2 separate regions of the Homo sapiens genome follow, and region 1 is linked to region 2. Evidence: chromatin loops called from intact Hi-C (ENCODE). Cell type or tissue: MCF 10A. All regions are shown on one strand. Links, peaks and the distances in the headings refer to the core of each region. The heading gives the core; the rest is flanking DNA.

Region 1 (16,745 bases), core at 8,312-16,311, 410 kb after region 2:
AATCAGGCAAGAGAAAGAAATAAAGGTATTCAGATAAGAAGAGAGGAAGTCAAACTACCTTTGTTTCAGATGACATGATCCAAAACCCCATCGTCTCAGCCCAAAACTTCTTAAGCTGATACACAACTTCAGCAAAGTATCAGGATACAAAATCAATGTGCAAAAATCACTAGCATTTCTCAACAACAGGCAAGCAGAGAGCCAAATAATGAATGTACTCCCATTCACAATTGCTGCAAAAGGAATAAGATACCTTGGAATACAGCTAACAAGGGAAGTGAAGGACCTCTTCAAGGAGAACTACAACCCACTGCTCAAATAAATCAGAGAGGACGCAAACAAATGAAAAAACATTCCATGCTCATGGATAGGAAGAATCAATATTGTGAAAATGGCGACACTGTCCAAAGCAATTTATAGATTCAATACTATTCCCATTAAACTACCATTGACATTCTTCACAGAATTAGAAAAACTACTCTAAAATTCATACGGAACCAAAAAACAGCCCGAATAGCCAAGACAATCCTCAGCAAAAAGAGCAAAGCTGGAGGCATCACACAACCCAACTTCGAACTATGCTACAAGGTTATGCTAACCAAAACAGCATGGTACTGGTAGAAGAACAGACAAATAGACCAATGGAACAGAATAGGGAACCCAGAAATAATACCAAACACCTACGACCATCTGATCTTCAACAAACCTGACAAAAATCAGCAATGGGGAAAGGATTCTCTGTTTAATAAATGCTGCTGGGAGAACTGGCTAGCCATATGCAGAAAATTGAATCTGGACCCTTTCTTTAAACCATATACAAAAATCAACTCAAGATGGATTAAACACTTAAATGTACAACCCAAAACTACAAAAACCCTAGAAGAAAACTTAGGACATAGGCATGGGAAAATATTTCATGAGGAAGATGCCAAAATCAACTGCAACAAAAGCAAAAATTGACAAATGGGATCTAATGAAACTAAAGAGCTTTTGCACAGCAAAAGAAACTATCATCAGAGTAAACAGACAACCTACAGAATGGGAGAAAATTTTTACAATTTACCCATTTGACAATGGTCTAATATCAAGCATCTACAAAGAACTTAAATTTACAAGAAAAAAACAACGCCATTAAAAAATTAGCAAAGGACATAAATGCACACATTTATTTATTTATTTATTTAGTTAGTTAGTTAGTTAGTTTATTTTTTTGTTTAGGCTGAGTCTCGCTCTGTCGCCCAGGCTGGAGTGCAGTGGTGTGATCTCGGCGCACTGCAAGCTCCGCCTCCTGGGTTCACGCCATTCACCTGCCTCAGCCTCCCGAGTAGCTGGGACTACAGGCGCCCGCCACCTCGCCCAGCTAATTTTTTGTATTTTTAGTAGAGACAGGGTTTCACCGTGTTAGCCAGGATGATCTTGATCTCCTGACCTCGTGATCTGGCCTCCTTGGCCTCCCAAAGTGCTGGGATTACAGGTGTGAGCCACAGTGCCTGGCATACACTTCTTCCTTTTTTTTTTTGAGACGGAGTCTCGCTCTGTCGCCCAGGCTGGAGTGCAGTGGTGCGATCTCGGCTCACTGCAAGCTCCACCTCCCGGGTTCACGCCATTCTCCTGCCTCACCCTCCTGAGTAGCTGCGACTACAGGTGCCCGCCACCATGCCTGGCTAATTTTTTTGTATTTTTTTGTAGAGATGGGGTTTCACCGTGTTAGCCAGGATGGTCTCGATCTCTTAACCTCGTGATCTGCCCGCCTCAGCCTCCCAAAGTGCTGGGATTACAGGTGTGAGTCACTGCGCCTGGCCTCGACATACACTTCTTAAAAGAAGGCATACAGGCAGCCAACAAACATTCGAAAAGAAGCTCAACATCATTGATCATTAGAGGAATGCAAATCAAAAGCACAATGAGATACCATCTCACACTAGTGAGAATGGCTATTGTTAAAAAGCAAAAAAACAATTGATGCTGGTGCGTTTGTGGAGAAAAAGGAAGGTTTTTACACTGTTGGTGGGAGTGTAAATTAGGTAAACCATTGTGGAAGACAGTGTGGTGATTCCTCAAAGACCTAGAACCAGAAATACCATTTGACCCAGCAATCCCATTACTGGGTACATACCCAAAGGAATATAAATCATTTTATTATAAAGATACATGCATGCGTGTGTTCACTGCAACACTATTCATGATAGCAAAGACATGGAATCTAAATACCTATCAATGATAGACTGGAAAAAGAAAATGTGGTACATATATACCATGGAATACTATACAGTCATAAAAAGGAATAAGATCATGTCCTATGCAGGGACAGGGATGAAACTGTAAGCCATTATTCTCAGCAAACTAAGGCAGGAACAGAAAATCAAATACCGCATGTTCTCACTTATAAGTGGGAGCAGAATGATAAGAACACATGGACACATGCAGGGGGGAACAACATACCCTGGGGCCTGTCGGGGTTGAGGGTGGGAGGAGAGAGAGCATGAGGAAGAATAACTAATGGATGCTGGGCTTAATACATAGGTAATGGGATGATCTGTGCAGCCAATCCCCATGACACACGTTTAACTATGTAACAAACCTGCACATCCTGCCCATGTAACCCTGAAAATAAAACAGGAGATAAAAGAAATAAAAGTAAACTTAAAAATTAAAACATCGACTTTCAAAATGCTCTTTATTATTTTATAACAAGAAATTTTTAAAACAAATTGACAATTTATTAAATGTGCTTTATTTGCCCCCCATCAAACAAACAACAAAAAACCAAACCTATGTAGGCTTGCGTTTTATTGTTTGAATTTTTTTTTTCATTAAGTCCAAACTCTTAGGATTCCTGTGGGCCTGTTTTGTATTTGAAATCTCGTGCTTTGGCAAAAGCACTAGATTCCTTTGAGGAATACTGGGGCCTATTGTGAGCAATAATCTTTGTCAGGGATTCTATGATTGGCACACTTTGTCTTCAAATAGGAGATTGTTAACGGTATTTGTGGTAACATTTAGTCTTTCCAATTCAAGAAACCTACTAAAGTCCAGCACTACTGTGACCTTTTTTTTACATATATATATATATATATCATGCCAATGGTGCCATGTGGTTTCGTTGGCTTGTAGGCAGTTTACTATTTGCACTTATGAGAAACAACTATGTTTCAAAAGTCAGGCTATTCTCAGACATGCTATACGCAAGAGAATGTGTCCAGATTTTTGATTTGCATTTTTCCACATCAGTGGGCTAAAATTGGACTTGTGTTAACATAGTTAATCTCTATACATGTGGAATAAGAATTTTCTTACTATGTTAGGACAATAACTCTTCTCTTTTCAAAGTTAGCGGTACTAAAGATTGCCTTGCTGTCTTTTTGTCCAACTCTTTTATTTTTCTAGTGTTATATAGAACGAATGAATCTTGAATATTGAGTCCAGCTTTCCCCCTTTAGTGAGAACAAATTGATTAAAATGTCCGTGTTAGTATTTGTGTCACTGGAATTTATGCTGCCAAAGAATAATGGTTTCCAGTATTGAGAGAGAGAGAGAGAGAAAGAGAGAGAGAGAGAGAGAGGAACGGAGTGTGGAGCTGTCAAACGTGCACGTACCCTTGACCTCACTGTCCCCATTTTCTTTCTTTCTTTCTTTTTTTGAGGTGGAGTCTTGCTCTGTCGCCAGAGCTGAAGTGCAGTGGCACAATCTCAGCTCACTGCAACCTCCGCCTCCCGGGTTCAAGCGATTCTCCTGCCTCAGCTTCCCGAGTGGCTGGGATTACAGGCACCCGCCACCACGCCCAGCTAATTTTTTGTATTTTTAGTAGAGACGGGGTTTCATTATGTTGGCCAGGCTGGTCTCAAACTCCTGACCTCGTGATGTGCCCACCTTGACCTCCCAAAGTTCTGGGATTACGGGCGTGAGCCATTACACCCAGCCAACTGTCCCCATTTTCTAAGGTATGTTCACGGAAAGCTGATTATGCTGTAGGTGGGAGGGAGGGCAGTTATAAACTTTTAAAACAGAAGTCCTGTGTATCCGTTAGTATTTTCTTCTTATTGAAATAATGGTACATAACACACACCCCCAAAATCAGTATCTTAAAGCCACGGTAATTTATTTCTCCAGGACATGCTGGTTGGCTATGGTGACTCCGCTGTGTGTGGCTGAGCTCATTCATGAGTTTGTGGGAAGGCTTGAGTTTCTCGATTTAGCCGGGGGCACAGCCGGGCAGTTCTGCTTTAAGCTGTAGGTTTGTGGATTGGTCAGGAAGCTGCTCCACATGTTTCTCATCCTTCTTGGAGCAGCAGGCCAACTAGGCGAGCTCTTCCAATGGCATAGCAAGAGACTGAGAAGGCATGCGGAGCCAAGCAAATGCGTCGAAAGTCCCTGCTTGCATCATGTCTGCTAATATCCCCAAAGCCAAAGAAAGCCACAAGGCCAAACTCAAGGCCAAGAAGGAAGGGAAGCAGCTTTCTCCCATAGCAGTTAGGAGGTTAAAAGGAGGAGAACTTTTTGAACAAGAATTGAATCTGTGAAACTTCAGTAGGTTTAAATGCTGGTTGAAGAAACTACTTCTGCCGGGCGTGGTGGCTCACGTCTGTAATCCCAGCACCTTGGGAGGCCAAGGTGGGTGGATCATCTGAGGTCAGATGTTCAAGACCAGACTGGTCAATGTGGTGAAACTCCTTCTCTACTAAAAATACAAAAAATAGCCGGGCATAGTGGCCCATACCTGTAAATCCCAGCTACTCAGGAGGCTGAGGCAGGAGAACTGCTTGAACCCGGGAGGCGGAGATTGCAGTGAGCCAAGATTGTGCCACTGCACTCCAGCCTGGGCAACAGAGTGAGACTCCATCTCGAAAAACAAACAAACAAACCAAAACAACAACAACAACAAAGAACAAACAAACAAAAAAACAAGAAGAAGAAGAAGAAACTACTTCTAGCCATGAGGACATGGCTTCAATCAAACTAATTCCCATATTGGGAACTGCTATGAAAGCTGGATAAAATTGAAAAGAAAACAACTGGCCAGGCGTGGTGCCTCACGCCCGTAATCCCAGCACTTTTGGGAGGCCGAGGTGGGCGGATCACTTGAAGTCAGGAGTTCGAGACCAGCCTGGCCAACATGGCGAAACCCCATTTCTACTAACAATACAAAAATTAGCTGGGCATGGTGGTGCATGCCTGTAATCCCAGCTACTCAGGAGGCTGAGACAGGAGAATCACTTGAACCCGGGTGGTGGAGGTTGAGGTGAGCTGAGATCGTGCAACTGCACTCCAGCCTGGGGGACAGAGTGAAACCCTGTCTCAAAAAAAAAAAAAAAAAAAAAAAAAAAAAAAGAATATCAGTAAATAAGAAAATATTTTGAAATGAATGATAACGAGAAATGGTACTTAATGTAAGGGATGCATCTGAAGGCCTAGAGTGAAATATATATGCACATATTAGAAAAGAAAAAAGATCTACAAAATGTCTAATATTCAGCCAGGTGCCATGGCTCACACCTGTAATCCCAGCACTTTGGGAGGCCGTGATGGGTGGATCACAAGGTCAGGAGTTCGAGACCAGCTGGGCCAATATGGTGAAACCTGGTCTCTACTAAAAATACAAAAATTAGCCAGGTGTGGTGGTGGGTGCCTGTATTCCCAGCTACTTGGGAGGCTGAGGCAGAAGAATTGATTGACCCTAGGAGGTGGAGGTTGCAGTGAGCCGAGATCACGCCATTGCATTCCAGCATGGACAACAGAGCAAGACTGTCTCAAAAAAAAAAAAAAAAGTCTAATATTCATCAAATAAGCTAGAAAAAGGATAGCAAATTAAACCCAAAGAAAAATAAGAAATGAAATAATGCTAACAGCAGATATCAAACAGCAAACATAATAAAAAGAAAATCAATAAAGCCAAAGTTGACTTTGAAAATTCTAATAAGATATAAATTACTAGAAAAACTGATATCATAAAAATAGAAAAACACAAATTGACAGATTTACCACAAAACCTACAGATATTAAAGCAGTTAATAAAAGAATCTAATGAGCAGCTTACACCAAAATTTAAAGAGTTATTGTCAAATGGACACACTTCTTCAAATAAAAAGGATTATTTAATAAAATCAAAATAAGAAGAAAAATAAAATCTGACAAACCTTTCCACAAACTACTCCCATCCCTCCCCCGACAAAATTCTAGGCCCAGATTTTTTTACTCACCAATTCTTCTAACATTTAAGGAAGAATCTTCTCCAGGTAATAGAAAATGTGGGAACACTTGTCTTTTTCTATAGGGTAGTAAAGGTGAATAGACATGAGAAAGGTTTTGAAGGTGTTATTAATATTCTATGTCTTGATCTGGGGGGTGGTTTCACAGAGGCATTCACTTTGTAAAATTCACTGAACTCTGTATTGCACTTAGCATTTATGCACTTTGTGTGAGTTATATTTCAATAAAATTTTGCCAAGATATAAGTAATGCAGTGATAAAATTATATATAATATAATTTCATGTATATATACAGATAACATGATTATATATTATGTATACATATATACATGTAATATAATCTGTATATATGTGTGCATATATATAACATATAGCAACATATACTGTACTTACAGACGTAAAACATTATTTTAATATGTTTTTTAAATATTATATATACACTCATATATAATGTTCCTATAAACAGTAGCAGAGCCATTTTTTTTCTTATGCTACTTCAAATGATGTGATTTTTGTTCCCTTATATGACATCACTGCTAAATTAAGGGCCAGTCCCTAAATTTAAAAATATATATATTATAAAAATATATATAATATATATAAAATATGTATATAAAAATTATTTTTTTAGAAATAGAGACGAGGTCCTGCTATGTTGCCAAGGCTGGCCTCAAACTCCTGGTCTCAAGCGATCTTCCTACTCTGGCCTCCCAAAGGGCTGGGATTACAGGCGTGGGCCATGACACCCAGGCCAGTTCCTTAATTTGAAAGCACAATTCTTCCTATAGTCATTAGATAATCTGATTACTATCACACCTGTATAGTAACAAAGTATCCTCTAGAAATATTTTTTGATTATAGTCTGAACATAAAAATTTGATCCTATATTCTTAGACATAACTGAAATCGGTGATGAATGTGGATGCTATTTCACTTACCCGTGTAATCCGTGCCCTTGTGCAGATCAACTCAGGTGTTAGTAATGACTATTGTGTGGACAGGAGCTCCGAGATACGTGCTGGTAACAATTAATGTACAGGATTGTACCAAAAAAACAAGTCGTTCATGCTATAAACTTCACTGGAATACAAAAGAATTATAGGAATTGTCTCTTATCGTCAAACACATCACTGTCCTTTGAAATCAAGGGGTTCATTGTTTGATACCTGAATTGTTTATTCACCTGTATAAAAAGCAGGTCACAATTTTTTTTTGTAGTTTTGCCAAGCAACTGAGGGTCACTAAATTTCATAAGTACAGATCACCGCTGTGCTCTCTAAACAGCCTTTGTCCTTAGTTTTAACTCCACAAAATGTCAAGATAACAGACACTAGTCTTTTGGTCTCAGTTTTAATGTGAAATCTATGCCCACAAAATGCCACTCTCAAATTTGTGTTATTAGCTTTTCTGAATCTATTCACCAATCTACAAACGATAAACACTCAGACCTAGTTTCCTTTCTTGGGTCAAAAAGCATTCCCCAAGTACCATTTACATTGAAATCTGGAAATGTGGCTAAAAGTCTTTGTGTGTGTGTGTGTGTGTGTGTGTGTGTGTGACAGGTCTCGCTCTGTCACCCAGGCTGCAGTGCAGAGACCCTTTGAGGCTCACTATAGCCTCAAACTCCTGGGCTCAAGTGATCCTCAGCCTCCCAGTGGTCTTTGTAGACAGCCTGATGGAGTCTCATGGCACAGAAGATTAATTAAACGATGTCTTTTAATTTTAATCAATTTTTGCAATCCAAAAAAAGCCTCATTCGGCCAGGGTGAGGAAAGGATGACAGGATTGTTCAGCGGCGTTTCTACTTGACTTTGTTGTAAAGTCATTTAGGGTAAGGAAACTTGGAGAATCAAACAGCTGGTGTTAAATTGGCTAAGCATATCATTTTCCGAAACTCCTTTCTGATCTTCATTAAGGAAACCAATATATGATGGGGAACTCATTCATAAGAGAGACGAGTGTTCAAGTATTTTATATTTTCAAGGATTTGGAGGCTGATGCCAACACTAGTGCATTAATTGCCTGACATTCTGAGCTCAGGCCCACTACCTTTTTGTTCTGAGGTTTTGACTGATCTATATATTCTGGCTTTCAATAAAGGCCTGTCACAGCAGAAAAACAGAAAAGGGATGCTGAGTACGAAGTCAGTTATTAGCTAAGTGGTTCTTCAGGCTTTTGTTGTTTGCCATGAAATTTGCATCTTGCAAAAACTGGATCTGTGCTCTTGGCACAACGGATGTTTCATATTTGCCAAATAAAGTTTCAGTACCTTTGCCTCTGGTTCACTGACTTCCCGTCTGTGACGTGCACCTCTTCCTTTTTCTCTGAAGGACAGTAGTAAGTCACAGTGCTCTTCCTGTTCAGATTACCATCTTCAAGTGACTGGCACTCATTGGCTTCAGAAATGCTATTTTTTTTTCCTCCTGCTTCTGGAATGTGACCAGACAAGATCATTCCTATGGCAAAATATGATTGAGAAATAATATTTTAGAGGCTGGGAGATATTGTGTCATGCCACACCAGGTAACTGTCTTAAGTAAAAGACATAAGAAAGACACAATGAATGATATGATGCTTTTCAAGGATCTTTTTTTTTTTTTTTTTTTTTTGAGATGGAGTTTCACTCTTGTTGCCCAGGCTGGAGTGCAATGGCACAATCTCGGCTCACTACAACCTCCACCTCCCAGGTTCAAGCAATTCTCCTGCCTCAGCCTCCTTAGTAGCTGGGATTACAGTCATGCGCCACCACGCCCGGCTAGTCTGTATTTTTAGTAGAGACAGGGTTTCTCCATGTTGGTTAGGCTGGTCTTGAACTCCCTACCTCAGGTGATCCGCCCGCCTCAGCCTCCCAAAGTGCTGGGATTACAGGCATGAGCCATCGCGCCCAGTCTCAAAGATCTTAATGATTGAAACAAATATAACCAATAAGTAGAGATGCAAGAAAAATGTCCATGTGTTTACATGCCAGTTTACATTGAGGAGCATTAAGAATTCACCATTCTTGGTATGTCATTGTAATTTCGTACATATTTTATTTATCCAAATTTTTTCTTTGAGGTAGGATGGGAGGGAAATGATTCACCATAACTACTATTTATTTAGAACACAGTTAATCACCTTCCCTCACCAATAACCTTGCCTCACACTACCTTCCCAAGGTTTGCAAAACTCATTACCAAACAAACCAAACAAAAAGATGAAAAACAAAACAAAACAAAGCCAGAAACTCTATTCTGTGTAAGAGTTATTAACCTGTCATACGTGCAAAATAATTATGAGTGAAATTTCATGAATGGAATGGAAAATCATGCATTTGTATTCGGGGGAAGAGGATGCATAGCATTTTCCAGATTCTCAAGGCAATTCAATGCTCCCAAAAGGTTAAAAGCCACTGCAATTGAAATTGCTTTTTCTTCAAACACCTCCAGTCTCCTTTTCCATGTAAAGTATTGAAGTTTTAGGCCTCTGCTGCTTGCCTACACTGCAATCATTTCTTTTTATTTTCTAAATTATCAAAATAAAGGGATCATGTTGTTCTACATTTCTCGTTTTTACTTTATCCTTGTCTATGTCTGGGTGACTTTCGGAAAAGCAGAAATCCGTGTCTGGCCTCTCATCTGACTCTTTTAAGGCTGGCAGAGCGGTGTCTGCCCATTCCAGTTGTTAACAGGATTTTTCTTTTTCTTAACTCTTAATCTGTTTCTGGGAAGCTTTTAAAATACATTTTCCCCCTTCTCTTTCAGATATCCTCAGCTTCCCTAGCTCAGGGGGATTCATGCAAATTGTGTATTCTCTGGGGGATGCATTGCTGGTAGATTCTGAAAACGTCTCAGCTTTTTTCCTCCCATTGTCAAATACAATGATAATTTCAGGCTTATCTTAAAGGAGGTTTTGTTTCCATAATTCACTTCAGTTGTGGAAGCAAAATATCCTTTAATGTAGAAAACATTAAATGTATAGAGAATTTGCTCTGCATCTCCAGAGAAGCTTTTAGGATGTCAGTAATTGGAATTGCTATATTCCATCTACTAAAGAAAGATCTAGTCTCCTTAATCTATCCCCGACTTTGATCACATGAGACCACAAAGCCACCTAGGTAGCCTACAGTCTGGCCATATTCGCCAAATGTATACTTGATTTGGCCAGATACCAGCCTAGGGCCACCCATGTTTTTCTCACCAGATCCCCTGTGGTGATGATTTGTCAACAGTCGGGCAGGAGGACAATGGACTGGGATAAAATTCAAACTTTGAAAGTAAGATTTTTCAAACTGTTTTAAAAACATTTTGAAAGACTACAGTGGAACATCTCTCGGTGACTGGAAATTTTTCTTTTCCTTTTTTTTTTTTTTTTTTGCCAATGGGTTCACATTTTGAATTGGCAAAAATTGGTATGATGAGTATGATTTCATAATTTATGTATTAGAGCAGATGGAGATTAATCATTTAGCTAATCCTGTTCATCTTCCCAATCAGTTACTGTTTGCTAGTGGGAAACCAGAGGCAGCCAAATGGCTCATCCCACCAATGAGGCAGAACAGTTGCTTAAGAGAACATTCTCGCTTACTCCCAAGTTTTGCTAAAACTTCAAGTGACTGTGAGCCCCTTAACTTTGCTCCACTTGAAAATACATTTGAGGCAGGGCACGGCGGCTCATGCCTGTAAACCCAGTGTTTTGGGTTGCTGAGGTAGGCAGATCCCTTGAGCCCAGGAATTTGAGACCAGCCTGAGACACATGGCGAAACCCTGCCTCTACTAAAAATACAAAAATTAGTTGGGTGTGGTGGCATGTGCCTGTGGTTCCAGCTACTTGGGAGGCTGAGATGGGAGGACTGCTTGAGCTCTTGAGCCCAAGAGGTCAAGGCTGCAGTGAGCCGTGAGCATGCCGCTGAACTCCAGCCTATGCAACACTGCGAGACCCTGTCTGAAAAAAAAAAAAAGAGAGAGAAGGGAAAAGAAAATACATGTGAAAGTTTTTCTCAAAACCAGTGTTCTTTCTATGAACGCAACATTTGGAAATCTATTGGCCAGGTTTTTGTTAAGATGATTGCCCTGTTTCTGAGAAAGGACAGCCAAAGATAGTCAAGGGTGATTGCATGCAAGTCTGAACTCCATGTCAACGAACCAGCTGGGAGCACGTAAAGCTTACAAATGCCGTCCAGTATTGAAGTTACTTTAATAATCTTGAACTCTGGAAGTTAAAGTGTTAGGACCTGTAGGCTGGGCACGGAGGCTCACACCTGTAATCCCAGCACTTTGGGAGGCTGAGGCGGGCGGATCACGAGGTCAGGAGATCGAGACCATCCTGGCTAACACAGTGAAACTCTACTAAAAATATAAAACTTTAGCCGGGCGTGGTGGCGGGCACCTGTAGTCCCAGCTACTTGGGAGGCTGAGGCAGGAGAATGGTGTGAACCCAGGAGGCGGAGCTTGCAGTGAGCTGAGATCCCACCACCGCACTCCAGCCTGGGCGACAAAGCGAGACTCCGTTTCAAAAAGAAAAAAGTGTTAGGACCTGTAATCCTAATTTCTTATAGGGCTGATTTCATGAAAAATATAAGCTTACATAACCCAGCTTTGTAATATTTGACCACAAAACTGAATGATCAGCATAGGTACAATTTGCTGGTTATGAAAAATAAACCAGGTTAACAATCTGTTGAATTATGGAAAACACAAAAGAACAAATTTACCTTTTAGGTTTTAGCACAAAGGAGAAAGAACACAAGTTATCTAATAACTCAAGAAGATAAGACCAGCTACCTCACCTCGCACCCTCTGTTCCTGTTAAGCCACTGGAAACCCAAAACTAATCAAATCCCCAAATCCCCACATCACTGACAGTGCTTATGGCTTACTGACTTCAACATAGATAAATGGCCCCATTAATGTCAGGGCGGTTACGTTTGTCTGAAGAATATACGTCTGTATTTTAAATTGCATTATCCAGTTTATCCATGGGATAAGAATTGTTTACCTTCACAAATTCCAGGCTTCTGAGCTGAACTAAACAGGGCAAGTTTAAAGGCAGGAGCTCAGAGCAGTTCATAGCCTTTTGACAGCTCTGATGTGGTCTGCCAAGCCTGAATTGGTAAAATCCAGGCTTATCTCTCAGCACAACGCAGTTCACCCTCAGGTCTTTCCTGCTACCTGCAGCCCCCGTGAAGCCCCTACAAAGCTGGAAGTTGCAAAGTGGATGGAATAATTCTGCAAAATATTGTTTGGTGTTGGATTAGCATTCACAGATGTGGGTCCAAGAAATTGCTCAACAGCCCACGGAGGCCAAGGAAGATCTGCCACGACATCGATACCACGCCTGACTAGGTCACTTCAGGCTTGAGTCCAGTTCAGTGTGTCCCGCCAAGCCCCAGCTTTTGTCTCCTCCTCTTGTTTCCAGTTTGCTCTGCTTCTGTGAAATGAGGTGTTTGCTCATCACTGGGCAGGGCAGAAAGGTAGAGACAGAACAAGAGATGGAGGACGGGGGACTCTTAACAAATCCACATCCATCTTTGCCTCCATTCAACCTGCCTTGTGCTGGCTTGAAAACAGTTGCTGACCAAGGTTTGGAAAATGCAGCAGCTGCTTGCTGCCATCTGCTGTACTTTCTGTTGCTAGCAAGCATGGGACCATGGCTGGCTGCAAAAGAGGAAAAAATGGAAAAGTGGGGGAAGCAAGAGACCGGCAGCCTCCTCTTTACCCAGGAAACCCCCATGATAATGCAGCTACGGATTCATGTCAGAAAAGCGGCCACCTTTCCCAGCGTGAATGAACCACAGTGATTTTTCAGGACGTAGAATATACTTTCCTTTACACTTACGTGATTATGTTTTCCATATTGTAACTATGGAGGGAAAATAAATATAGATTAGGCTCAATGGAATTCAAGTTGTCTGCTCACTTGAACTACTTCTTAATCTTGAACTACTTCTGGATAAACATTGGATCAAAATAGAGGGTAAAGAAATACTGGTGTGGCTGGGCATGGTGGCTCACACCTGTAATCCTAGCACTTTGGGAAGCTGAGGTGGGTGGATGACTTGAGGTCAGGAGTTCAAGACCAACCTTGCCAACATGGTGAAACCCCATCTCTACTAAAAATACAGAAAAATTAGCTGGGCGTGGCGGCGCACGCCTGTAATCCCAGCTACTCGGGAGGCTGAGGCACAGAAACCGCTTCAACCCGGGAGGCAGAGGTTGCAGATCACGCCACCGCACTTCAGCCTGGGTGACAGAGTGAGAATCTATCTCAAAAAAAAAAAAAAAAAATTACTGGTGTGTAAGATTCTAGGAGTGAGTCTCTAAGATATACATCTAAAGATGATCAAGACTTTCTAAAGAAACCATCACATGATTCTGCCTTCCTTCCAATAGCTCAATCTCTTTATTTTTGCTCATTATTAGACTCCTTAAGTGATCCTATTTCCTTTTGGTAAGCTAACTTCCAGATGCCCTCTCTAATGTGTCTTCCAGTATCAATGCTCAGATGAAATGCATCAGATGAAATTCACCCATGGTCTACTTAGCTCTTGTCTTAGAAATAGTCCTTTTGGACTCATTCCAAATCCAATTTCTGAAACAACATCTGTTGATGGTCTCTTCAAAACTCTGATCTCTTCCTTTTTTCCTTTAATGGCCTTTTCACTTCCCCCTTCCTACTAATTTTGGAAATTCAAAGGGAAGGCTCAATTTTTAAAAATTCTAATTGTAGGTAATAGGAATGAATCTGAGCTTGGCCATGTGTAATTTATTTTTCTAACTCAGAGCTTGTTTTGCTTTTTCCATTCATTTATTCAATTTCAATAATAATGACTTTGCTGGTGACATCCGTAGGAAATCTTAATTTTGCCCTTCTCGTTGGGTTTCTCACTGCCTAGCCCTGTTTCATGAGATAAAGACCTTTTGTCCCATAATGTGTACAGCATAAACCTTACAAATTCTATAAGAGAGACTACAGAGTAAGTTGAAGAAAATAACCATGCAGTGGTAGCATCTGACCTTTGGGGAATCATGATTTATATGACTGTTAGTGTTGGGTTAACATCTTCTGGCCACATACCCAGTATCTAGCAGCATCTGGCAGCACACTCTGAAAAGAATCATACCATTTTTAGATGTTTAACTTACAGCAAGGATATGTTCTTTTTATTCTCAGTCTTCCATAGGATGGTATAAAATATTTCTCTCACTGCATGTGGGACAAACTGAGGACAAGATACCAGTAACGTAATGAGCAATTGATCTCTTTGTAAAATCTTGTAGACAGTGTTATGAAGTGGAAATGAGAAACTATGCTGGGACTGGCAGGCTCCTGCAATGTGCGTACTTAGTGACAAGAAGGTGTAGCATGTGCCCTAGGCTATATATCCACATGTATTCAATAAGGTACATCTTTAAAGACAATCTTTGGAAATTGCATATTAGGTTTCTGCTTATTTCAAAAAGTGCCAGCAGTATAATAGGGACTGATGGGAAGAGAATGATAAAAATCTAAACAGCTTTTACTTCCTTTGTGAAACTTTTACTTACTACGGCCATTTCACAGTGCAAACACGTTCTCATTCTTCTGTGCTCCCATTGTGCTCTGTATAGACTTCCACTGTGGATATGTAATGATTATTGAACTCTTTGTTTTCACGCTTCTCTCACAATTAGACTGTAAACTCACGGAGGCGAGAGACTGCTTTTGTCACTATGTATTTCCAGATCCTATTAACTTGGATATAGCAGATGCTTAATACATGTCCATTGAATTAATAAGTTAAATTAATGGTTTCCAGTCTTAAACTAGATAGTCAGAAAAGATTCAAACACATATATTATAATAGAGGACAGCAACAAAGTGTGCCAAATTCTGTAGACAGTATGTGTCAAGATTGGAGACCCAAGGCAATTGTTATTATATTTTCATCTCCTGTCTGAGAGTCATTGAATCTTTTAGCAAGAAGTAATAATCTGGTCTAATATCTTTATTTCACAGGAAGAGAGAGAAAGTCATGTAAATTTATTATTTCTTAAGTACTAAATGTTATCTCTGCATAGTTATTCTTTATAAAGTTTAAAAGACTTATCCAAGATAAACAGATGCTTTATCTGTTTAGAGTTAGCACTCAAGTTTCTTCATGCTTCAAAAATTCCATGTACTTTTCATGTTGCTAATTGTGTATTTGCAATGTGATATTTATTATAGCTTTACCTCTATGATTTATTCTTTATGAATTTGTGTGAAGTGTGAATACATGTCATCATTAATTAAAATAATTACTAATCACTAATTAAAAATTGTGGGTTTTATTAAATTAAATTAAAATAATAAAATTACTGCTATGACATTCATTGACACAAAATAATAATAATAATAATTTACCTTATGGAGGACTTACCTCTCACCATGTGCCAGGCACTCTTCTAAATGTTATATACATATATATATATAAATGTATTTAATATATATATAAATTTATTTAATCCTCCTAGCAACTACTCAAATATATAAAGATGAGGAAACTGAGGCACAGAGCAGTTGTGTGAATTGGCCGATATCACATTCTCATCAATGTCAGAGGAGGATTTGAATCAAAATTATCTAGCTCTAGAACCAAAAGAATTGACTCCTAGGATGTACCCTCCCTCAAATCAGACCTAGTTTTCACCATCAAAATGAAGAAGGTGGCACATAAATGAACGCAGTACAAGGTAACAAGTCCCAAAGTTTAGATATGTGGGAAGCCCAAGGAAGGAATAAATAGGTAATATTCATGAGGCCTCTAAAGGTGGCCATAAATCAGCGTGGAGTTATATATGCACTGCCATTCATGAAACTCTTAGGGTGATGACACCCCTCACTTGGCCACTGCCATTGGAGCGCACTCCTTGACCTCCTCTTCCACTTCACCAGGGTTGGTGTTGAAAATGTCACTAGATCCTGAAAGAAATGCCACCTGTTGAGTGTGCCCTTTACTCTCTGCCATACAGATTAACGTTCACTAGTAAAGAGCTCTAGCACTTGGAAACAAGGGGAAATTTGACTCTTTCCATTCTTTTCTGGATGTCTCTATTTGAGTTTCTCTACCCATCATTATGCCATTGTCTTTTTTTTTTTTTTTTTTTTTTTTGAGACGGAGTCTCCCTCTGTCGCCCAGGCTGCAGTGCAGTGGCACGATCTTGGCTCACTGCAAGCTCCGCCTCCCAAGTTCACGCCATTCTCCTGCCTCAGCCTCCCCAGTAGCTGGGACTACAGGTGCCCACCACCATGCCCGGCTAATTTTTTTGTATTTTTAGTGGAGACGGAGTTTCACCATATTAGCCAGGATGGTCTCGATCTCCTGACCTTGTGATCCGCCCATCCTCGGCCTCCCAAAGTGGGGGGATTACAGGCATGAGCCACCACGCCCAGCCTATTATGCCATTTTCAAAACTGCCAACGTATCACAGTGATTAAGAGGTCTTCTTGGCAGGAGATCAATCAATATTTATAGGATTTGATTTAGTGTACATTGGATTTAGCATCAATACTGATGTATTCTAACACATCTCAGAATT
Region 2 (16,745 bases), core at 4,965-12,964:
TTTCCTAACATTCATGTAAAGATAAGTTGGAAATATTATATTTAATAAACGTAAAATACTGTAATTAAATGTAAACAGAAAATTCAATTACCATTTTGGTGGATTGTTGGATAATAACATTGAATATTTGTCACAGTAGCCATTTGGAAGAGAATACAGATTGAGTTATTGATGGGATCCAAGTTGACATTAATTATTTCATTAGAAAAATATATTTCTTCTAATTCTTAGAATTTTTTATTTTAAAATCTGGTATGATCAATCCGTTTAAGACCAGCAGGTCTAAACTCTCCCGGACTCTAGGACTGCCATGTTTGAATACAGTTATATTGAACCTTTCTGCCTTTTCTTTTTTTTTTTTTCAAATAAATGGAGGGAGAAGGATGTGTTTTATGAAGATTATGCCTTACCCAACTTTAAGTACCTGCATCTTCTTCTTTTTTTTTTTTTTTTTTTTTTTTTGAGACAGAGTTGCACTCTGTCGCCCAGGCTGGAGTGCAGTGGCACAATCTTGGCTTGCTGCAACCTCTGCCTCCCAGGTTCAAGTGATTCTCTTGCCTCAGCCTCCCAAGTAACTGGGATTACAGGCACCTGCCACCATGCCCGGCTAATTTTTTTGTATTTTTAGTAGAGACGAGGTTTCACCATGTTGGCCAGCCTGGTTTTGAACTCCCGACCTCAAGTGATCCGCCCGTCTTGGCCTCCCAAAGTGCTAGGATTACAGGTGTGAGCCACAGCGCCTGGCCCGTACCTACATCTTCTAACATTGCCTTATTTACCAGAGTGAAGGCTTTTGAAATATTTAGATGTCTGGTAAACAATAAACTTAAAAATATTGAGTTCGTTAAAAATGGAACTCAAATGTTTATTTAAATTCTAAGAGGCTTTACTGTTTTTTGAAATATTTGAAATGTTTAGAATAGTTACCAACATGCATACTTTACACTTTTGAGATGAATTATTTCTAATTCAAATGTACTTATCAGTGGTCCAATGAACCCCGATTCCTATTACACTGTGCATATATTAATGCTTCTTGCTAAGTGCCCACTTTTAAAAGTTTATTTCATAACTATATAAACAGGCATTTGGGGCTCCTGGCCTCACTGCTGCAGAGTGTCTGGAATGAGCATTTGTAGGGTCAGTTGTCATTATCTTGGTCACGATCTTTGGAGTGCTGTATTCCCATCACCTGCTGCACATAGCACAAGGTCTGGGTGTCACAAAGACATGACGTGACTCTTCTAGCATCTGTGATACTCTTGAGTAGTAATTTCAGAATACTTAGTGAAAGGCTCGAAGTGTTGAAATACGATGAAGTCTGGGGAGTTAACTTTTAGCCTCGACTTTAACTCATTTATTCTGTGCCAAAGAGGAATTTGGGGGAGAGGTTGAGTTTTCCTTTGTGGTAGCCTGGCAGGTGAGGACAAATCCACTTACTCTCCTCTTTCCTCAGCTAGAAGAGACGAGGAATGGAAGGAGATTTGATATTCCTTAGGAATTTTATTAATAGGAAATTGCTTCTTCTTTAACAATGAGGATCATAACTTCAGCTGAGATTAACTTTTAAGGGCTTTATTAAACTGTTTTAGCCACTAGCAACGATTTCCCTTACACAGATACATTTAGATTGACTTTGCACATCTTGAAAATAAGAAACAAATGAAAATACCAGAGTATCTTTATATGTATAAGTTGTGAAATTTGAAGTCTGCATTACTTCTTATTGGTTCAGTTTTCATGGGATTATTTATGTATAGGAGCAGCCAAGGAAAAGACCATAGCAGATTTTTGTAATGATGGAATGAGATTCCTGGCCTGTCAAGCCAGTAGGTGTGGGACTATGGAGAAAGTTCCTAAATTTTAGTCCAGTTATTTGAATGGAATCTTGAAGAGACATTTACTATTCATAGAGCAACCTGAGCTCGAACTGTAATTTTGTTCTAGTTGGGCAGTGGGGGAAGAGAAGAGACTTGAAACTAGTGTTATATGATGGACACGTCAGTGCTGAAAATTCACGGTGCCTGAGGTAGGTTAAACCTTCCTCCAACCAATGGTTTCCATGCAAGCTTTTTAACACAGTGATGCCTATCCTATATTTTTACTATTTGCACATATTACGAGCGATTGAAGGATGTTAGGAAGCTCTGACAATAAAAATGGTTTTCTTTAATGAAAAAAAAATTCTGATACCGTGAGAAGAGGACAGATACATCTTGCTCAATTAAATCAAAATGTGTGGGACACCTCATTTCTGCAGTTGCAGAAATGCTGAAAGTCACTGGATACTTAAAGCAATGAAGGAGGAAGAGGTTGGGGTTGGGAAAAGCAAAACTGATAATCTCCTTTGTGAAGACATCACTGTAAGAAGCAGGTGGTACTTACTGAACTCTGGAGAGAATGGAAAGTGTGAGGACAGCACAGTAAATAGAAGGAAAATTCCCTTAGCAGTCCACTTTCCAGGCACCAGTCACCTCTGGAACTTTAATTAGAACTCAAAAATGTGAGTGGAGGAATTAGAACAGAGGCCTTTCTATCTTATATTTGAAAAGTATTTATTTTACTTAGAAGCAACTTTTTATTAATTAAAAGCACATCAGATAAATCCTAATATTTGAAACACCTCCCCATATTTAACTAATTCCTCATTCTTCTAGACAAGGAAACATTAAAGTAATTTTTACACATCAACATATACTTCAGAAGAGAAAAAAGAAACCTTCATTAACTGAACAAATAACAAAATATGACTCAACATACACAAAAACCAGTGTATCATATTTTTGCATATATTAACTACATGTTGATGTAAATAGGAACAAAATTATTCCAAAGGGAGGGTGATAAATATGTGGGTTTTAGATTTTTCATGTTTTTAAACATATTGGAAATGTAATGAAATACAAGTTGATTAAGGTGATCTCTGTAGTACAGTGGAAGGTATTACCCTAACATGTCTAATTTTGGTATGTGAGCTCTGATCTTCTCAGTCATATGTTACAAATTCACAACTGAGTTTTCTTTTTTTTATGAATTTTTAATTTTTAGTGACCAAACTTCTTAGTTCTTCCCCCTACCTCAGCATGTCTGCCAATATATAAATGTTTACATATACTAAAGAAGTTGAATATTTAAATGAAGTTTTAGGTGAACTATTTTAAAAAGGAAAATTTTTTCCCTTAAAATTGTGATTATAATCATTGTGTTTATAATTCAAGCTTTTCTGTTTTAGGTTTCTTTCAGTGAGACATGTTTGTGTAGCACTACACTGAAAAAAGATGATTCTTATTGGTATGAAAGTTATTTTGGCATAAGACATTTTAGATTTCTGATAGATTCTGGACTTATGGAGCAATATATATGCTTACATTCAAAATAAAGTTTATCACTGTGCCCCTTTTAGAGCATGTGTTAGAAAACAGTGGCAAAATGTGATCCCAGAGTTAGGGTTCTATTTCCAGGGGAACTCACTAAGCCCTCTTTTACAAGAGCATAAATGTTTACCTAAGCAAGAAGGTGAAATCTGTTATGCCCAATAAAGGACATTTTGCAGTGCTGGTTTACGGAAAACATTCAACAGACAGTGGATGTTTTACATAAAGTACAGTGCGTTGTTTGAAACTCTTTGCTCATCTATACACTATGCTTAAAATAAACACTATCTGGGAATATACCCGTCTTTTTTCTACCTCCCTTATTCCACACCCTAGATTTTGTCACCTGCCAAAGTCAAATAAATCTTATCTAAACAGTTGAGATAAGCGCCGAGTCGTACCCAGTGTGGTCAAATCAACAAACCTCTCCAAAAACAGAAATGAAATACAATATCGCTAGATTAAACAGTCTACAATGGTAATCATGTTTGCATTTAAAGATTTTATTCCAAAAGGATCACAGTCTTGGTATCCATTTTTTTCCCTCCTGCCTAGACAAGACGGCGACATACTGACTCAAACAAAATGCATTTGTTCTCTAACAATTTAACTTGTACAGCTCTTATAAACAAGGCCCATAGGTGTATGAAGCCTACCGACTTAATCAGTAACTTATGTCGTTAACCTTGTATAAGCAAGTATGCTTGAGATGTACCAGTGTTGGATTGTGTATGGGATTTAGTTTTTTCTTGCAGGAAAGCCTTTCTTTATGTAGCCTGAGTGCAAAGTCTATGGCATTCTGGGATTTTATTGTCTGTATCTTACAGTAAAGCTCCATCATGCTAAACTGTTCAAAAAGAGAAGATAGTACAAATTAAAGTGATTTCTAAATTATAGGATATTATAAAAAATGCAGTTTTCTTCCTTCCTAGGACATATGGTATTTTAACTGTTTGATAACAAGGTGTAAACTCTACTAGGGCAGGAACCGTGTCTGTCTGGTTTATGCTGTATCCTCAGGGCGGACAAGAGTACCTAGCTCAGAATTAGAATTCTGAATATTTGTTCAATGAATCAATGATGTTTTCCAGAAGATATTCTGTCTTCTCTGTGGATGAATAAAAATATTTTGTAATTATTACATTAATTTCTGATATTTAAAAGCATGTCTCTCGAGAGTACATTTTTGTCTTACAGTTTTTAATAAATGGTCTCCTTTCAATGTCGTACCATTTAATTAGCAAAATTTAAAATACGCAATAAAGGAAGGACAAATGACACAATATCACTCATTTTTTGGTAATATCTCTAAGGTACTGTATTTGTGCATTTCTTACTGTAGAGCAATTTATACACTGACTGCTGGTTTGAAAATAACCCATTTTTCCATTATTCTTTAAGCAGATCTTCATTTACTTTGGTTCATGAAATTGGGAATTAGCCCAGTTGTATATAGATGCGTGATTTGAATATACTGTCCTTTTATTTTTAAGGTCCAAACAATAATACGAAACTTATAGTCTTATTTTCTAATTTATATTTTGCTTTATGAGAGCAAATATATCTACAAAGGTATATGTGCTATTTAGACATTGACCGAAAACTGAAGAACCTTTCATTTTAGAGTGCCTGCTATAACAAGGACTGTTTTCCACACAATAGAGGAGTTACCTCTAATCTTTATAATATCCATTTAAGGGGATAATAACATTACCACTGATATGTCTATTTCCCATGTGAATAAACCAAAGCTCATAGAGCTTACCAAGTCTCTCCAAGAGATGCACAGCTGGTTAGTCACAGAGCCCTGTTTTTAGTTCAGGTCTATCTAAATCCAAAACACAAGGTCTAAGTCTCATGTAATTCTGGAGAAAACCACAACTTTTGAGTTATTATATTGGTGAGTTAAGACTTCTCAGTAAACATGTTACTGTTTAAACTAGAGCTTTTAATCAGAAGAGAGTAATAAAATTTAGAAGTCTTACAAATACAAGGAATAGAACGCCACTATTTAAATTTGGGATCAAAAGAAGAATGCTGTTGGTATATGTGCCATTTAACTGGCCTTTATCATGGTCTTTAGATAATCCAGAATTACTTGAAATATTACTCACGAGCGTGTGTGCAGGGTTTCAGGTGTATGTTAAGAATGCCTGGCAGCACGTCTTCTGGCAAGATGCCCACGTTTGTGTGCATACTCAAAGGCCCCAGGTTTCCAGGTGCCCAAGCATCTTAGTGGTGAGATGCAGAAAGAATGCAAGTAGTATTTCCTTTCATCTTATCATCGAGTGTAAAATGTTCCGATGAATATGGTAGCAAGTGTCTTCCTTCCTTTGAAATATGAGTTTTCATCAGCTGTTGGATATGCTCACGTAACTAAGCCAAGCAAAATCCAACACAAATTTAAAAGTTGCTTGGCTACCTCTTTAGAAAATTTTTGTTATGTAATATACATTTTGGAAGTTTTTAATGTAACTGCCCAGGTGTGCAGATTTTCAGCTGGAGATTGATGCATCAGCATTCTATTCCTTAGAAAACAATGCTGGGTGTGACTCTTGACTCCTTTCACATCCAGTTGCACAGTGACATGCACCTCCCGAAGGTTTCTATGCTTTATTGAGTTTCAAATAAAGATTGAGGGATGATAGTTCTAGGCATTTCTGCCAAGCTGTGTTTTTCTTTTTTTTCTTCTTCCTTCTTACATCTTCTCAGCAGATTAATTAGAACAGTAATTGAAATAAATAAAAATTAAGGCAGCCCTGAAAATAAAAATGAGCCTTTTGTATCCACCACAGATTATAGATGCAGAGGAGGAAAAGGAGGCTTCTTCCCCTAGTAATGTCTGTCTGTTGCTCTTTTCTTTGCAGTTCCTCTCCTCATTACTATTTAGAGGCTCATGCTTGTATTACCATTTGCAGCAGGGATTTTTGCCTATGCCAGTATTTATTTGGCTTTCACTTTCTCAGGCATTTCGGCCTTTGTGCATTTCTGGAGCCAATAAGGCAAATGTGTGAGTGGTGGCATCCTTTCTTAAGGTTACCTATTATGACTTTTCCCTGGAGGTTCAGCAATGACTTTTGTTTTTCACATTACACACTTCTTCAGTTGTCTGCTATATGCAGGACACTCTGGCATGATACAATAATGTCTAAGACAAGATCCCTGCTATTAGGCTCTTAAAAATCTTCTTGGAGCGACCAACCACATACTTTTATACAATAGAGGGAGTAGCTGGAGTGTATCAGATGGCTTTTATTAATGTTAAAGGGTGGAATCCAAAGGTAGGGAAAGTCATGAGCCTTGGTATTTATGGAGTGTTTTGGAGATTACTTAGACTGGAGCTTGAAATTGCTATTTTGTTAGAAACAGCAGTTCGTCCACATTTAGAGCCATACTTTCCAGTTTCCCTTTCCTTCCAGGTGACCATAGGAAACTGATCCGGTCAGTGAGATGTAAGTAGAAGTCTCCTAAAAATTTATGATCCATCGGCATTGTGCATTTCTTCTTGTTGCTTTCCTCTTTCCTCCTTCGTCTGGCCTGGAATGTGAAAGTGATGGCTGGTACAGTAGCAGCAATTGTTCCAAGTGAGGAAAAGGAAAAGGCATGTGAAGACCACTTAAAAATTTTGGGCCCTAACATATTTTATCCCCTGAATCAATGGCAACCTACCTTAGCTTTGTTCAAGTCTCTATCTACTCAGATATTCTTTTACTTACTGCTGAAAACAATTTTTTAACTGATTCAAATGTATTTAGCACTTTGGCCATATTGTCATGTGGGTAATTGTCAGGATTTCATTCATATTTCAAATAATCTTCATCACTATATTCTAACTAGATGCCCATATCACTCCCTAATATGAGCCAATCTTTTAAGCTGGGGGGGAGGATTGAGTTAGAAACAAACAGTCAGGAATGACTGACATTTTCCCCCTCATCTAGACCCTGTGTTTTCATTTTACTTCCTAATAAACTCAAAGATATTGGAATTCAGTTTTTATTTCTCTTTAATTCCACTAGAATACAGATGATAGCTTCTATAAAAGCACTTTCCCTTCCCCAGCTGTCCACTCTTGGAATTCTTTGTCCATCTACACAACTTTTCCTCAACTTTATATTGTTTTGTCTTTTAACACCTAAAGACAAACACAAACTTAGCTAGGTAAGAAGAGGGAAATATTTCTACTATTAGATGAAGGATTATAAAAGAAAGGCAGAGAAACTTTCTAAGTTGTAATCTGTCTTCTAGCTTCAGAGTCCCTCAAATTTTTAAGGACCTTTTCTGGGTCCTTAAAAACGTAAAAACTAATAGGCAATGTAGTGAGTAAGTTCTGTGAACAGAAGGATCACCAGGGACACAGCTTCTGGCTGGGCTAGAGTGTGAACCAAGTGCTTTATATCTGGCAGGCATATGGTCAGAGGGAGTACGTGATTCTATGGTTTTTGTTAATCTTAACTCGCTGGGATCTACTCTCAGGAACTGGTCAACCTTTTCTTTCCTGTTATTTGGATGTTGGCCTTCCTAAATTTGTCTAAATTTCTTGGCTTTTTCCTCTTCGTTTCCTTTTTGATCTACTTTTGGGAAATTCTCACATGTATTTCCCAAATCTTCTATTGGGTTTTTCTGTTACCCTGTTTTTTGTTTGAAGAAACATTTTGTTCAATTAGGAGGGTGTTGCAAGAATTGCAGGCAATAATCGGGAATGTCTGAGAATGGGGTGGTAGGGGTGGGTGTGGTGAGGTGAAGTCATATTCTGGATGTGTTTGGAATGTGAAGCCAACACGATTCATGATGTGTTGGATGTGGAAGGTGAGGGGAAGGGAGGAATTAAGGACAGTTCCTCTGAACACCAAGCAGATGGAGGCTCCGTCATGTAAGACAGAAGAACATGTATAGAGTGTGCTGTCTGTTAGACACCCAAGTGGTGATGCTGAGAAGGCTGTTGGTTCTATAAGTGAGGAGTTCAGGAAGGAGGTCGGAAGCTGGAGATGAAAGTGCTGGAGTATTTCAAGCCCACCGTGAGACTGGGCGAGACCACCAAGGCGGTGAGTGTAGATAGAGGTAAGAAAGGGTGGCAGTAGTGAGCCCTAGGACATTCCAAAAATGAGAGGTTAGGGAGAGAAAGAGCCAGCAGGGGAGACTGAGGAATGGGGAACATTAGAAGTAGGAGGAAGAGGAAGAGAGAGTGGTATCCTGGAAGCTAGGATAAATGTTTAGCACGTGTATCGGAAGGAATTTATAACTGTGTCACATGCTGCCAAGGGTTGAGAAATGTGCATTTGGATTTCACAAGATCTAAAACACTGGTGACTCAGTAATCAGAGCAAAGACTTGATGAGTGGGTTTAGGAAGTGATGGGCAGAGAAGAAGGTGGGGACAACAAGTATTGACGACACTTTGTAGGAGTTGGAAGAGTTTTACTGCTTTATTTTTTTTTCCTTTTTTTCCCCCGCTCTGGTTTCTAACATCCCTTGTAGAGGCTTCCCATAGATGATTTGATCCTTGGCTGTCTGTTCTTGCTTAAGTCTAAAAGGTGATGAGAAGCCCTGAGTCTTCATGTTGGGCTCTTGGACTTTGAGTTCAGTGTAGCATTTTCGGTGTGGGTTTTTTGTCGGGTATTCACCCATGTCTTTATCTTTTGGTCTTTTTTCCTGGGATGGAGAGATTTCCTGGAGACTTCCCATTTCTGGCTTGGGGTGTAAAGGCCTGTCTGGCAGTGTTCTGGACCCTAAATTGGGGGAGGAGGGCTGAATGGAGGTATGGAGGCTTTTGTATTCAACATGCAGTACTCCACATGGTCCCTGTGTATTCAGCATAGCAACCTATCCTACAATTGTGATTGCTGTGTCTTTGTCCAGAGACTTAGATTTAATTTCTCAAGAAAATCAACCTGATGAAGTTGGGAAGGACTTTTTCAGAATGAGCATGTAACTGACTGACTGGCAGCATTCATCCAGTGCTCCTTGTTTCTGATATTCCTTGCTTTACCCTCAGTTGGACAAGTGCCTGTTGCCAGTTCCTTGGCCTTCAGGGTTGGTGCTCAGTTTTCTCAGTGAAAGTTATGGTTTTATCATTTTAAGGTCTACGAAACTGAGTAGAGCTGGCTTCCACATTTTGTTGCTGTCATCTCATCTTCTTTCTTCCAGTCCTTATGGGTTTACTTTTTTAAATATGTTTTTACTATAGCTTTAGTGAAACTTCAGGAGAGAACAAAATCAAATGTGTGTACTTCCTGTGCCATCTTAATCAGAGATGCTTCCCAGCAGTACGTATTAATACATATCACAGTGCAAATGGAATGAAGCAATCTGAATGTTAGGTGATGCTATTAAGATTTAGACCATCTATTTAGTAGTCGTTCACTTTCAAACTCTGTCACTTTGAGGATCTTTTACACCTGACAACGCAGTTCTTTCTGCTGTTTGCACAAGCTCTACCTTGTGCTTTTATTGTGGTGTAATTGTTGTGTAGTTATTTGTCGATGTGTCTTTCTACTTCACTATACTGTCAGCTCTTCTAGATGGGGGAGTGTGTATAACTCCAGATTCCCAAAATGTTTTGTAGGACATTTACAAAAGAGATAACAAATACTGTCAGATACATTTCAATTACGCATCCCCAAAATGTAAAAGTTTCTATTTCACTGAAATATACAGTGAAACAAAAATTAACTGCTTACATGTCCTCGTCGTCCTGATTTTAAAGTCGAAATGACATGCTCCCTGCAGTTCCTCAGAGAGATCTCTTACAAAATGTAGTTTCCTGGTAGCTAGAGTAAGATGACAAACCTGACTCTTAAATGAGAGGATGCTTCTGATCTCTGCTACATAAGATGAGTGTCTGCTCAAACAAAGGTCTTTGCTTCTCAGCAGCTTGCAAAGCTAACTTCATCAAAGCTTTTCCTGTGGCTTCTGTATTTTAAATGGGGTAAAGATGCTTTCTTCAAGCCCTTATACTCTGCCAGTGAAAAGAGGGCATGAACCGTAAATATGGGCTGATTTGTACTCATTTTGTGTTTAAGCTTCTGCTGACTCTACTTCTCTTTCCATGTACTTTAACCCAAATTAGTGTTAATGGCTTCCCTCTGGTTACTTGTTTAGTCTTCTATGTTACTATCAGTACAACTGAAACTGTCATTTTTCTTTTTGCTGAGAATGTTTTCAACCTGGTTCATCTGAAACCTCTCAATCTAAGATACTGATTTGGAGAGAGATTAAAAAAAACATTTTCCATTATAGGAATGTGAAATGGGCCGTAATAATAATCACAACAACCAACATTTTCTGAGTGTTTGCTTTGTGCGTGGCACTGCATTTGACTTTTATTATTTAATCTCCTGCAAGAACTCTGTAGGGCAGGTCCTCTTCTTATTAGGTCCATTCTGCAGATGAGGAACTTGAGACTCTCTGGGTTATGCAGATAATAAGTTGTGTGGTCACTGTGCCCCACTGCCTTCCAGTGCCATCAGGTGGCAATGTGACATGACATATTATCTTTGTGTTCTGTATTTTTGAGCTATGATGTCAGCTAGAGTGAAGTTAGTTATTTATGAAAGGACAATCAGAGTGATCTCAAAGAAAGGTCAGTTTATCCAGTAAAATTAAAGGCAGAGTTGATTTTCAGGAATTGCTAACCTCAGCCTGTTTTAGCCTTTCAGCATTCGAGAAAGATGTTTTTCCAAGTCTTTTGTGTACTGGGTTCTTCTAGATAGAGAAAGGATACAACAGTGAATGAAGCATGACCATGTAATTATGGAGGGAAGGGTCTGTCCATATTGTCTCACACGTCTCTGTATATCTACAGAACGTATCTCATATGATCTCTATTTATAGAAATGATGAGGTTTAGCTGATTTGATAGGTTATGCCTAAACCAGAAGCCAGCCTTCCTGACTAGTGCACTTTTTCTTTCCACTGAATCATGATGCTTCTCCATGTCTTTTGTCAACCTAGAGCCTAATAGGAGAATAAAAACATTCGAATTAATGAAATTAACACAAGGTAGAGACCCATAGAGCAACACAAGTTGGAAGCTGAAGTCCAAGGAACAGAGAGCCATGGGTTAGCAATGTGTTGTGATGGGCAGCCCCTCAGATGGTCCCTGGAGATCCCCACCTTCTGAGACTCACGGCCCTGTGATATTCCCTAGCCCTTATATGTGGGCTACACTCACGACTCACACTGAATAGAATAGAACAGAACAGGGGTGATGGGATGTCACTTCCAAAATAAGGTTACAAAGAGAAGGAGGCCCTGTCTCGTATGCCCTTTCTGTCTCACTCTAAGGGAAGCCAACTACCTTGAGAGTTGTCTATGAAGAAGCCCATCTGGCAAGAAACTGAGTCAGACTTCCAGCCAACCAGTAGTGAGATGCTGAGGCCCTCAGCCTGAGGAACTGAATCCTGCCAACAGCCTGTGAGTAAGGCTGGAAACAGATCTTCCTGCAGAGCCTTCAGATGAGACCGTAGCCCCCGCCAACACTGTGATTGCAGTCTTATGGGAGACCTTGAGGCAAAGGCCCCTAGCTGAGCTGCACCTGGATTTGTGACCCACAGAACGTGTGAGATAATCCATGTGTGCTCTGTAAGCCCCTAAGCTTTGGTGTAACTTGCCCTGCAGAAATGAATAACACACTTGGTAATAAACACTGTGAGATTTTCTAGTTTGGGGCATCTTTACCACCAGTTTAGCAGGTCACACAGGAAAGATTAAAGTAGGTGACTGCAGTGGCTGGGATAAGTGTTCATGGCTTATGAAAGGAAGGGGCCATCAAGCACAGCCCTGAGAGACTGCTCCAGTCCTGTCTCATCCAACAGATCCCTGATTTTAAAAAATATCAATGTAAGGCATGTACTAACACTGTTCCATAGCTTAAAATGTTGCATTCAACAAGAGTAATCCTATCATATTGAATTATACAAATAGGTTGGGCACCGTGGCTCATGCCTGCAATCTCAGCACTTTGGAAGCCTGAGGTGGGAGGATCACTTGAGGCCAGGAGTTCAAGACCGGCCTGGGCAACATAGCAAGACCTTTTTCTCTACAAAAAAATTAAAAAAATAGAAATATTATCTGGGCATGGTGGCATGTACCTGTTGTCCCCGCCACATGGAGAGGCTGAGATGAGAAGATTGCTTGAACCCAGGAGTCTGAGGCTGCAGTGAGCTATGATCATACCACTGCACCCTAGCATGGGTGACAGAGTGAGACCCTGTCACTCTGTCTCTCTCTAAAAAAAAGGGATTACACAAATAAAGTGAACTACTTAATCTGGCTATTCAAAATATGTGAAAGATCAACAAATTTGTCTAATAATGTTTTGTTGAAGTGCTTTGTTTTAAATGAGTTCCTTTTAAGGCACATTTAAAATAAGTCCTTTCCCTTCTGTGCAGTTCTTTGAAAGTATAGAGACAGGATTCATTTTATCATGTAAACATTCATACAGATAGATTACTTTGCTCTCTAGCCTGTGGGTAATTCAACATTTGTAGTAAGTTAGAATAAGAAGCATGTACCACATTTCTGGTGCTGACAAAGGCAGCCACGGAGGAGAACACGTTAATAGCAAAGACCAAGTGTCCAAGGATAGACACCTGCCTGCGCACAGTCAAGAGTGGGACTGTTTCTTATGTTGAGTCTATAATGCTTGGTTGTTTTGAATTGCTTTATTCTTTTATTTTTTTAATGTAATGCAGTCATCGATCAAAATCTTAAAATCAAAAGAAAACAGATTTCTTTTTCTGTTTGGACATTTTGAGACATTTTAAATATCTTAGGTTAAATTGACGATTGGACTTCCAAAACAGGCCATTTCATTTTTCATTTTTTAACAGCATGCTTTAACAACAATGACATTGGATCTTAGCGAGCTCATACCGGTGGAGCAAGTTCGTACCGGAGGAGTTCATGATGAGAATAGCTATTGTGAAATTAACTTTTAACTATTGAACGCAAATGTTTAGTCCTGAACCTAGTTTTAATTTAGCACCTAGTTTTAATCTAATTTCTGAACCAATGTGTTTACAGGTAACATACACCTTAAAATTAATCACACCCATTATTCCAAGCCTTTCTGAATTATTTTTCTACTATATAATTACTTATTTTCCCCACATGATAAGCATATGCTATAAACGAAAGTTATCCCACTTGATAAAGTCTCAGAGAAGTTTAGTGTCTTGATCAAAGACACACAGCCATTTGGTATGAAAGCCTGAAAGATTACTATGTTCTACTCTCTATCTAGACATTGGCATTTGATAAAATCGTAGACAAGAATTGTTGTCTATTTTGGTCTGGAGTGATGTCTGTTTGTTTGGTTTTTTTTTTTTGTTTTTTTTTTTTTTTGAGACAGAGTCTGGCTCTGTCACCCAGGCTGGAGTACAGAGGCATGATCTTGGCTCACGTAGATCTTGGCCTAGGTAGATCTAGGCCCTCTACCTCCCGGGTTCAAGTGATTATCCTGCCTTAGCCTCCCGAGTAGCTGGGATTACAGGCATGCACCACCACACCTGGCTAATTTTTGTATTTTTAGTAGAGACAGGATTTCACCATGTTGTCCAGGCTGGTCTCGAATTCTGGGCCTCAGGTGATCCGCCTGCCTTGGCCTCCCAGAGTGCTGGAATTACAGGCGTGAGCCACCACATCCAGCTGGAGTGATTAGTAACACGTGGTCATTTGTAGGTTGTTTAAAGGAAGTGGTAAATATCTCCGTTGTTTTAATCCTGGAAATGTAGCATATTTGACAAATAAGTGAATAATCTTTTAATGTGCAAAAAAGGTCTATAGTTCCTCTCAACACCTTTCTCCTTGAACCCACTCACATAAAAACAGAACAGATGCTTCCTGGTTAAATTGATTTATATATATTTTTGAGAAAGTGATTAAAACTGCATTGTAGACCTGCAGGGGGTGGGTGGGGGTGGGAATTGTAAAGAGTCGCAGACAAGGATGGGTGTTACTCAGCATCTTAAAGCAGCAAGGAGGAAATGAGTGTGAGATATCTGACCTCCAATCTGAAATGTAATCACATTAACACCTTGCTGAATATTAGAGAATAAAGTAATCTGAACTAAACATTTATCACTGAATATTCTTTTAAATTTTGGATTTATCTGAAATCTAGTCTTCTGCTTAATCATTTAAATGCTAATAAACAAGACAGAGTATAATGAAGAAGCCCAGGTAGTTCTGTACCAGGCTCTCTTGTTTCACTCTAATGGTTTATCATTCAGGTAAAGGTTCCATCCCTCAGTAGATGCAGTTGGAATGGATTTTTTGTTTTTCTTTTTTTTGGATACACGGGGAAGCTAAAACACAAATTGAAAAAAAGTCAACTCGTTTAACCTTGGGCTTCATAGCAAGGCTCACTTGAGCAGGAAGGATGTTCTAATAGTTGAATTTATGTGAAAAGTTGGCATGGGGAGGTAACATTAACCAACTACATGTCAGACCCTTTTACTTGTTATTGCCTCTAAGCCCCACAAAAACCCCAAACCAAAACTTGGCTAATATTTTCCATTATTTCCTTGCCCCTGCCCCATAAAGGAACTGAAACTTATAAAAAGTAACTTACTTGAAGTAATGCAGCAGCAAATAAAAATTTAAATTTAAACTTAGTTTAGTTCGATTCCATGTTCTATGTTTGTTCCACATCAGGAAACAGCATCTTGTAAAAATAATATTCCCTTTGGAGGAACTGTCACCTTGATATAATTTCAATACTCAGGTTCTTTCCTCCGAAACAAGGCTGAAATTTTGGACTTGGAACCAAGAAATTTCTGAGGAGTTTTTTCTTTGAATCTTTTTGCCACCGAAATAAATAAATACATAAATAAGTAAGTAGGTAAGTACATAAGTAAATAAGTAAAAAATAAAAAATGCATTCAGTCATTCTTAGCATGATCTAGAACTCTGATCATGGTATTCTCTTCTCTGTGCATTACCAGTTGTCTGCAGACTTTCAAGGCTGGGCTATTCAGCATATTCCCACCCAAATAGCTCCAACTTCAAATCATTATTACTCAAGTAACTGTTAACACTTCTAGTATACTAGTGTAATCCCTGATGTATAGGAAACACCTCACATTTGTTGAATACATTTGGGAATGCTTATTTCCTTGATTTTAGAATTCCATCCATTGAAAATGTACCATTGACCAAATCACAGATTTTAAGGAAGGGAGAAATGGAAGATGCTACTAAACGTCTAGTAACATAGACATTTTGATCTAAGTCCTGATTTCTGAAATGTTAGCATATGCTTTTTAAACTGGGGAGGAAGTATGGCACTTCGATAATTGTAATCTTTCCCAAATTGCTTCTTTTACCTTTATTTCCTGTCTAGAATTTCTATCACTGCATCCATTCATCTGTCAGTATTTAATCTTTCTTTCTTTTTGGCTACAAAAGCATGATTAGATTTTGCCCTGAAAACTGCTCGTTCCCATTTGAATTGTGTTAATTTCTCTCAGGTCAACTAGGGGGAAGTTATATGGAGAAACAGTAACAGTGCTGCTTTCCAGTGAGATTTTCTGTGGATGAGTAAAAAATGAGATTTCATGGGTTAGGACCCTTTGAGAACTTGTTTAGGAGCACATAACATGTATTAAGATATTCATTATTAAGAATATTCTTTCGATCTCATGTATATGACATTGCATGAGATAGAAAGATGAGAAACCTCAGGATATTCACAAGTTTTATGTGGGGAAAACTTGTGGGTATAATAGTATGGTTTAAAATGATGGATAAAGTCAAAGGACAACTGTGTACTTTATGAGCTTTGAATTGATCATGAATGATTTTATTGTGTTTCTTTGCCTTGTTCTGGGGATGAAATCTGACACCAAGTTGACCCCTTGCATTTCCTTTATAGTTTTCTTATCATGTAGAGAATTACTGGATTATTAGCTAGCTGATGAATTCCAAAATCAGAAACCTTTGGATTCACTGTAAGATATTCTTGAAGAGCTAGACTCTGCACAAATTGAAAGAAGATAATTCCATACATAAATTTACTGTTTTTACTTGGGTTTTGTGCCTTTTCTTACATATTATCACAGCAAAATTATTAGCTAATCCTTTTTAATTAATTTTTGAAATATAGTCAAAGGTATTTGGACTGTGCCTTTACTACTTTGAAACATTAAAGTTCACGATATTTTTGCCTTATATGGTCTAATGAATAAGATTTGTCTGAGACTCTTACTCTTAGATATGTATTTCACACCTAATTTTTTTGGAAATTGAGATAGTGGATTATTATTAGGGTGGAAGTATCATATTCTACTTGGTACAATATTTTTTGGTGAATCTGGGCTCCCTTCCCAGCTCCAAATACAAATGCTAAATTACCTTGTTTAGATTTCTT

The links. Hi-C counts contacts between places; a loop is a spot of excess contacts. Peaks named below come from ENCODE experiments on the same cell type or tissue, not always from the same donor. Only the 100,000 strongest peaks of a DNase experiment are listed, where the experiment ranks them.
Region 1: it touches region 2 in a loop (5-fold over the local background); 2 of 110 quality-filtered maps call a loop at or near these places.

What each region holds. Positions count from the first base shown.
Region 1 is chr1:240,679,489-240,696,233 of GRCh38, forward strand. It overlaps LOC105373228 (a long non-coding RNA gene), which reads right to left. Exons shown (of 4, transcript XR_949320.2): 2 at 8,477-8,663; 3 at 7,146-7,287; 4 at 6,195-6,265. Among named protein-coding and RNA genes, the nearest start is that of GREM2, 76 kb to the left of the region's middle. RefSeq lists a silencer at 12,641-12,935. In MCF 10A, for the core only: a CTCF peak has its summit at 12,807 (motif pointing left); a DNase peak (open chromatin) is centred at 12,783.
Region 2 is chr1:240,277,089-240,293,833 of GRCh38, forward strand. The region is part of intron 7 of FMN2 (formin 2); the gene reads left to right. Among named protein-coding and RNA genes, the nearest start is that of FMN2, 190 kb to the left of the region's middle. In MCF 10A, for the core only: no CTCF peak of the experiment used is centred there; DNase peaks (open chromatin) are centred at 5,553, 8,123 and 8,683.